Linked DNA regions of Homo sapiens: region 2 is linked to region 1. The links are chromatin contacts, found by Hi-C or POLR2A ChIA-PET in ENCODE. All regions are on one chromosome and are shown on one strand. Each heading gives the region's core, a stretch centred on a gene start or an enhancer-like site at or near the end of the contact. The rest is flanking DNA. Distances are from core to core; before and after follow the strand shown. Region 1 holds the start of CMTM6 (CKLF like MARVEL transmembrane domain containing 6). Region 2 holds the start of TRIM71 (tripartite motif containing 71).

Region 1 (3,729 bases), core at 299-2,798:
CATCTTAATTTTGGATGAATTTCAAAGGAACTTTTAGACATCAGTAGTGTCTAATTTGGGATGATAGTGACTTGAAGAATAATGGGGCAATGAATCCTTGTAGCCCTGGTGAAAATACAGTGGCCTTCCTTGTTGGACAGAATTGGTGGCATCTTGGCCTTGGGAGGACATTCAGAGTGCATGTAATCAGAGACAGAAGGGTAGTTCTGGCTGGTTGTAGGTGGCCCCTGCAGGGCAGTATCTACTTGTCTCTATTCATTTGAATGGGAGCTTTTGTTTGTTACTGGAAGAAGAAAGGGAGGTTTGGGGCCACGGAGAAGATGTAGCAGCTGATGGCAGCAGAAACCCCTTCTCTCTTCCATGGGTTTTGAGACTCCAATGGAGAGATGAGTTAGAAGCTGACGTTTTCTGGGTTAGCGTTTAGCAGCAAGGTTTCGAGTCAGACTGCTTAGGCCTGCATTCCAGCTGCTCCTGGCTGTTTGACCTTGGATATGATTTCAGCCTCTTGGCCTCAGTTTTCTCATTTGAAAATGAATGTAACCGACTTTATACTGTCGAACCTACTTTATATTGTTGTGAACATCCTGTAACTCAATCAACTTCAGTTGCTAAAATATAATTACATTCCTTGACAAGTTCACACAAAATTAACATATGTGACTGTAGCAGTTGGTGACCAAGAAAGAGAAAAAGGAAATGATTTTGAAAAGTGAGCCTAAATGGAATTTCGGGAGACGCGGGAGGGAGCGATTCTGAAAGTCCTTACAGACAACTCATTGTACTTCAAATGAAATACGAATTCTTCCCTTGGTCTGCAAGGCCTCCACATTATCTGGCCTTTGCCTACATCTCCAACATCTCCTTTCCTCCCGTACTTATTCCTAGCGACACAGGCCTTTGGGCTTCAGATTGAGTCAAACTCATTTGGTCCTCGGGACATTTGCACTTTCGTGAAAGGCTCTCCCCAGAACTTTACAAGCCTGGCTTCTCACACTTTGAGTCTCATTCAATTCAAAGATCATGGTCCTCAGAGAGGCCTTTCCTGACCACTCAGTTTAGTAGTGGCCATTTAAGTAGAGCACCCAATTCTCCATCCTTTTTTCCTTCTCCTTCCTCTTCTCCTCCTCCTCCATCTTCTTTTTTTTTTTAATAAATTTATCAAGCCACCAGAAATGCTGAATCCATTATTTTCGTATCATATTTTCACGTCACTTATCACTATCTGAAATTGCTATCCATCTGTTTTCTTGTTTATTGTCTGTCTCTGTTACTAGGGATCCTGTGATTTTGGGTAGTACTTGGCTGTCACCCAAGTACCTAGAACGGGGTTCACTGCACACCGAAAGTACGCAAAAATACTAAGTGAATGAATGTCAGGAGGATGAAAGATGGAGGGAGGTGAGAAATCCATCAAAGGCTCACAGAAAGAACTCAATTCTTGGATGAAAGTCGGAAGAATCCCAACAGCTAACAAGCAAATTTGCTGAGAGGGGGCGGGGCGGGCCAAGGGCGGGGGCGGGAAGGGGCGGAGTCAGGCGGAAGCCGGGGAGAAGGCCCAGGAAGTGACGGCCGCCTCCCGGCTACCGGGGACTTCTGGAGTCCGAGAAGTCAACGGCGCGGTTGCTGCGGCCGCCGCGCTCCCCGGCCCGAGGCGATGGAGAACGGAGCGGTGTACAGCCCCACTACGGAGGAGGACCCGGGCCCCGCCAGAGGCCCCCGGAGCGGCCTCGCTGCCTACTTTTTCATGGGCCGGCTCCCATTGCTCCGGCGCGTTCTCAAGGGCTTGCAGCTGGTGAGTCCGCGGTCAGGGAGGGCGAGCCCGGGCTGGGGAGCGGGGTCTGGCCCGGGCTTGGGAGGCCGCCGAGCTCCTTCGTTTCAGCTTGGTTGTTCAGTAAAAGGAGGTTTCCACACCTCTAGTTCCTTCCCTCTCAGCCTGGGGAAGGGGGCGTTACCCTCCGCCCTTCCGCCGGGCGGCCCCTCAGTCCCAAGGCTCTCCCCATCGGGATCCCACGAACTGGGGCCACCCAGCCTGTTAGGCGGGCTCAGGAAATGCGTCGGAGACCCAAGTCAGCCACTTCAACATCTTTCACTCATCCTCTATGGCGACTTTCCTCTCTTCTCTCTGCTGCTACCCTGCATTATCGCCCACAGTGCCTGTATTTAGACTGTGAAGCGCTGTTTATCTTTCTCTGGCTCTTGCGGTTTTCCTGCTGCGAGCCCATGGGGGCAGTTTAACTTGCTGGACAAAGTCCTGCGATACCACGCGTGGCATTGAGATGTGTGTGTATGTGTGTCCGGTAAATTGTCTTCTAAAAGTTTTATATTGACTGGAAAAGAATTATTTCAAAATTGAGCAATATGGGTTCTAAGTGGAAAGTCAAAAGGACAGCTTTTTGTAAGTATGTGCGGATAGCTGAACTAGGACATGGTATGCATCTTTCCATTTTATTGAGTTTATTTTAAGCAGTTGAAGTACCATAAACCTGTTCGTGAAAACATCAAAGCATCTTTGAGATTTAAATTATTCACTTTACAGTCGTGTTGGCTCCTATGTACTGTTCCAACCACTGATGGTTGAACCAGTTTAGGAAAAATAGAAACAGTTTAGGTTCTATTTCTGCAATAGAACCAGTTTAGGAAAAATCCGAATGCTTATGATGTTTATGAGTTTTGTCTTACTTTGTTTTGTTTTTTAACCATTCTAAGTAAAAATTAGCTCATTGGTTTCCTTGGAAAGAACTTAAATTCTTACAACTCAAATGACCCGAAGTTAAATTCTTAGAACTCTAGTGACCTACTTTTATTGAATAGAAAAACAGAAGTCGGAAAATCGGCACTGCTGTTTAGCGATCAAAATGATCACATCTGCTGATGACTGGGAAATCATTTGAAAGCAAGTGATAATGTGGCCTATGGAACCCAGTAGGATCTGGCCTTATCTTTCTCCCAGTCTCCCTCTAGGTGGTTCCACACTGGCCACCTTTAATTTATTACGAGGCATCAGGGGCTCTTTCCTGCCACTGTTCCTTTGCATAAGCTGTTCCTTCTACCTTCTTCCTTCTTCCTTCTCTTCTCTTGTCAGCTGTCACATGATGATTTTTAGGTATTAGCTGTATTTCTCTGCAGTAAAGCTAAAATTTTCTACGTGAATAGTAGAACTCTTTAGAACAGAAAAGAATATTCATCTGAAGCTTTTTTTTTTTTTTTTTTTGAGACCGAGTCTTGCTCTATCGCCAAGGCTGGGGGCAGTGGCGCAATCTCGGCTCACTGAAACCTCCGCCTCCCGGGTTCAGGCAATTCTCGTGCCGAGTAGTTGGGACTACAGGCACGCACCTCCATGCCCGGCTGATTTTTTTTTTTTTTTTTGGTAGAGACGGGGTTTCGCCGTGTTGACCAGCCTGGTCTCAAACTCCTGACTTCAGGTGATTTTCGCCCTCCGGGCCTCCCAAAGTGCTGGGATTACAGGCGTAAGCCACTGCGCCCAGCCCATCTGAAGCATTCTTGCTGCTCGAAAAAAATCATCTGTATTGGTTTGCTGCCCACAAAATCTCCTGTTTTCAGTTGCCTTTATTATTTTCTTTCTAATAAAAAGTGGCAAAGCTAAAGTAAATTTTCTGATTACCTTCTTATAGTTTAGTAAACTGTAGTTTCGTATCTTTGGAATAGAACATAACCAGTTTCCTTCCTTATTGCTGTTATAGAAGAAAACATGGAACACAACCAGAAATT
Region 2 (3,917 bases), core at 96-2,595, 320 kb before region 1:
AAATCTGAAAATAAAGGAGCGCCTTCTCAGCACGTTGGGAGGCCTCTGGTGTGCCCACAAGAGCAGGAGCAGGCCACGTCTACACAAACACACACACCTATCTCCTCCCAACTCACGCCTAACTCAAGACGATTGCCGCGTTTTGCCACACAGAAATTAAAATCAGAAAAGGGAGGACCCCACGCTATGGGATTTTTCGGAGCCCCTCGCGACACGTACACAGAATCCACTTCCACATACTTCCCAGGTCATGATCTACTTTGGTAGCAAGGACTGCCACGTAGCCAAAGGAAATACAAACCAAATCCGGAGAGGGCCTCCTCCCCTCGCTGTGGGACCGGCCGGGAAACGCTGTTGAGCACACACGCAGTTATCCGATGGACACAAACACACGCCCCCACGCACTCACCTCGTCGTCGTGGTGCTGGCAGAAGCCGAGGCGCTCGGGAAACACTGAGAGGATGGAGAAGGGCGGGCCGGGAAAGGGCGGCCCGAGCCCGAGCTGCTGCGCCGCTGCTGCGGCACCGGGACCCGGCGGGCCGCGCTCGATGTAGTGGTCCTTGGTGAGGCGCACGCGCTGGTGCGCTCGGACGCAGTTGTCGCACAGGTGCTCCTGGCAGTCGAGGCAGCGCGAAGAAGCTGCGTTGCCCTCATCGCACGAGCTGCAGCCGTGAGGACGGCGGAGCAGCAGCGCCGACGGGGAAGCGGCAGGGCCGCCGGGTGCCGAGCGGGAAGGCGCGGGCGGCTGCGGCGCCTGCGGGAGTGGCGGCGCGGAGGCGGACGCGCGCGGGTGCGCGTGGTGAGCGTGGTGCCGGTGGTTGCTGTGGCCGCCCGCTCCCGCCGGAGCGCCGGCGCGCCCGTTCTTGGGCGGCGGCTCGTCGGCAGTGGCCACCACCGCGTCGAGCAGGTTGCTAAGCAGGAAGGCGGACGAAGGCAGCGCGTCCATACCCGCCGCCTCGGCTAGCACTACTTTCTGGTCGCACACGGGGCAGCGCAGCTTGAGCGGCTCTCCCGCCGCGCCGCCGCCCGCCGCCGGCAGCCGGTGCGCCTCGAGGCAGGGGCGGCAGAAGGCGTGCAGGCAGGGCAGGACGTGTAGGCGGCGCGCCGCCGCCCCAGGGCCCCCGCCGCCGCCCCCCGACGACGTGGACGTCTGCGAGGAGGACGACGACGCGGACGAGTTGGAGGAGAGCGGCGCCGGCGAGCCGCACATCTCCTTGCACAGCAAGCAGATCTGGAAATCGGTCTCGGGGAACGAAGCCATTTGCAACCCAGCCCGGAGGAGGGAGGAGACCAGAGAGGAAGAGGAGGAGGAGGAGGAGAGAGCGGACGAGGTGGGTGGGGGAGTCACCGACTCACTCAGAAAAATGCATCGATTAGGCCTGCAATCCGGGAGCCGGCACCAGAGCAGCGCTGCCCGCTTGGCCTCGCCACGTCCGGCCCGAGCGCTGCCACCCCCGACACTGCAGGCATTAAATGCCACTATCCAGCGGCGACACAGATTCCTCCGGATAACTTGGGGGCCGCGTGCCTTCCGAAGAGGGAACGCCGGAACAAGCCCCGACAGGCGAGGGGCGAGCGGGGGCAGGGAGGTCGGAAGACTCCCTGGAGCAGCTGAGGCTTCCCTTCGCGATAGACGAAAGGAGTTCCCAAAAGGAGAGTTCGCTGTGCAGTCCCAGTCCCGGCGAGAGCAGAATTTGGTTCCACGAGTATTTGGTGCGTTGCTTTTCTTTAAACGGATTTAGTCTGTTCTTGGGAGGGGAAGGAGCCCCAAACTAGTAAAGGCGGGAGCGGTGCGTCGCCAAGCCGGTGTCTCCCCGCGCGACGTCGGCTGCCCCGCCGCATGACGCGGCGGCCAGGGGCTCCTGGGTGGCCCGGCGTGCTGCGCTTGGGGCTTGCGCACAGCCAGGCACGGCCTCCCCTGCAGGGCGGTGGGCCCCGCAGCAGCTGCAGCTCGTGGTGGCCCAGCCGCGGCCGCACGCGTGCAGTACGCACGCGCGTCCCACGCGCCTCGAGTCTTCCGCGCGCCTGCCCAGCCGGGCCGCGGCTGCCCGCGCTTAACACGCACGCGCGCCCCACGCGGCCCGGAGCCCTCGTGCCCCCGCCTCGCCTGGCCTGGGCGCCTCACGCACGCTCCTTCCCCTTCGGCTTAGCGCGCGGGGCCGCAGGTCCCCGCGGGCCGCCCTGAATTATTCATCGGCAGGAAGATATTAGATGTACCCGCTCCGCGCGGGCCGTCGTGCAATGCTATCCGAGCTCCGCGCGCGCCCTGCGCCCCTCCTCCTCCTCACGTCCGTCCTCTCTGAAACCTTGGCAGAGAAGGGGGATCACATTTCCTTTGTCATCGGGCCATTTCGCCCTCGCCTTGGTCCCCCCTCCGATCCCGAGCCTCGGGGATGGAGGCTCCTCTCGGGCGCGCTGGAATCAGTGGAACCGGCAACAGCCCCGCGCGGCGAGCTCGGGAGCCGCGTGGCCAACGCCGCCGGCTCGCGCCCGCGTCATCTTCTTTCTGAAAGGAGTCGCCGATCCGGACGCGGGTGGCCTCGGCCGCGCTGCGCCTACCGAGCTTTGCTCCCGCCGTGCCCCGGCCTCCTGGGGCTTTGCACAACTCCCCCAGTTCGGGTTGCGTGCGCGCGCGCGCGCCCCCTCTTTCTCTGCTTTGCCGCCTCTGCCTCCTCCTCCTCCTCCTCTTCTCTTCAGTACGCCGGTTATTGGGACTGATCGGAATTCGGAATCCTTTTAATCTCCAAAGGAGCAAACTCACTTCCGCCCGAGTGCTGGGAGGGGGCTGGGGGAGGGGAGGCAGGGGAGGGGGCTCCAGGCAAACAGGAAACATTAGCCCTCTCAGCACGGCCCGCTTTTGTGTGCTCCCTCCCTCCGCCCTCCAACCTCCTCCCTTCTCCCGGCCGCTGGGGAGATGAACGCCCCCGGGCTTCAGTGTGACGACCTTTGAAACCTTCTGAGCGAGGAGCAGAGAACGACTCTTCCGTTTATTTAAAAAAGAAAAGAAAAGATTTCATTCTGAATCCCTGGCTCAACCGAGACATATCCACTGCCCGGGAGATCTCGGTTTTTACCCACCTTTTCTTTTTTTCTTTTTACGTTTTTTAAAGAACTCTGCATATCTGATCACCAAAACATCACACGGTGGTGTGCAGTTGGATGCATGGAATTAAGCGAGTCTGAATTCTGATCGGCAGAGGGGCCAGAGTTCCCTTTTGAGTTTTAATGGGGCTGGGGGGAAGCAGGGGGCAGCTGTTCTGGGGAGGCGACCTGGTGATGGCCCCGCAGCCATCTGGGTGGTGCCCGAGGCCGCCTGAGCGGTTCTGGGAGAGGAACTTGCATGGCCCTGGAGAGAGACTCACTTGGAAGGGCAAGGAGGGCCACTTACCAGGATATAGGTAGTATCTGGCCTGGAGGCCAACGGGGTAAAAATTGTCCCCTTCTTAACACTATCTCGCTGTTAGTGATATCCTATTTAACCTGGTACAGGCAACAACCTGATGACTCAAAAACATCGTGTTGGGAGAGAGAAGCCAAACACAAAAGAGTTCATACTGTGTGATTCCATTTCCAGGAAATTCTAGAACAGAGAACTAAGCTATGGGGAGAGGAAAAGTACCCTTGGGGATGAGGAGGTATTGACTGGGAAAGGGCATGAAGGAACCTTCTGGGGTGGTGAAATAAAAATAGATTGCCGTGTATGTACATTTGTCAAAACTTATAAATGCCATTTAAGATCTATGCACGATTTCACTGTTTAAATTATACTTCGATAAGCAATTTAAAAAAACACCTCGGTGTCCAACCTGCATAACTATGCCTGGATCATAAAGATGGAGAAATTTAAAAATACACTACATGGACCTCCCCAGCTCCTCTGGTTTTGCTCATTGGAATCCATGGGAAAATCACCCTGG

What was found. A loop is a pair of places that touch in the nucleus more often than their neighbours do. ChIA-PET counts read pairs that join two places held with the same protein, here RNA polymerase II (POLR2A). Pooled maps may share reads with other maps.
Region 2: a loop to region 1 is called in a pooled map, with 2.3 times the contacts of the local background. The contact joins the promoter of TRIM71 here to the promoter of CMTM6 in region 1. A Hi-C loop is called at or near these places in 1 of 50 pooled maps. POLR2A ChIA-PET finds 5 or more read pairs at or near these places in 5 of 52 experiments (GM10248, GM12878, H1 and 2 more).

What each region holds. Positions count from the first base shown.
Region 1 is chr3:32,500,671-32,504,399 of GRCh38, reverse strand. It overlaps CMTM6 (CKLF like MARVEL transmembrane domain containing 6), which reads left to right and starts at 1,548. Exons shown (of 4, transcript NM_017801.3): 1 at 1,548-1,792. The coding sequence starts at 1,655. RefSeq lists silencers at 1,448-1,537, 1,608-1,837.
Region 2 is chr3:32,815,425-32,819,341 of GRCh38, reverse strand. It overlaps TRIM71 (tripartite motif containing 71), which reads right to left and starts at 1,345. Exons shown (of 4, transcript NM_001039111.3): 1 at 410-1,345. The coding sequence starts at 1,261. RefSeq lists an enhancer at 304-885.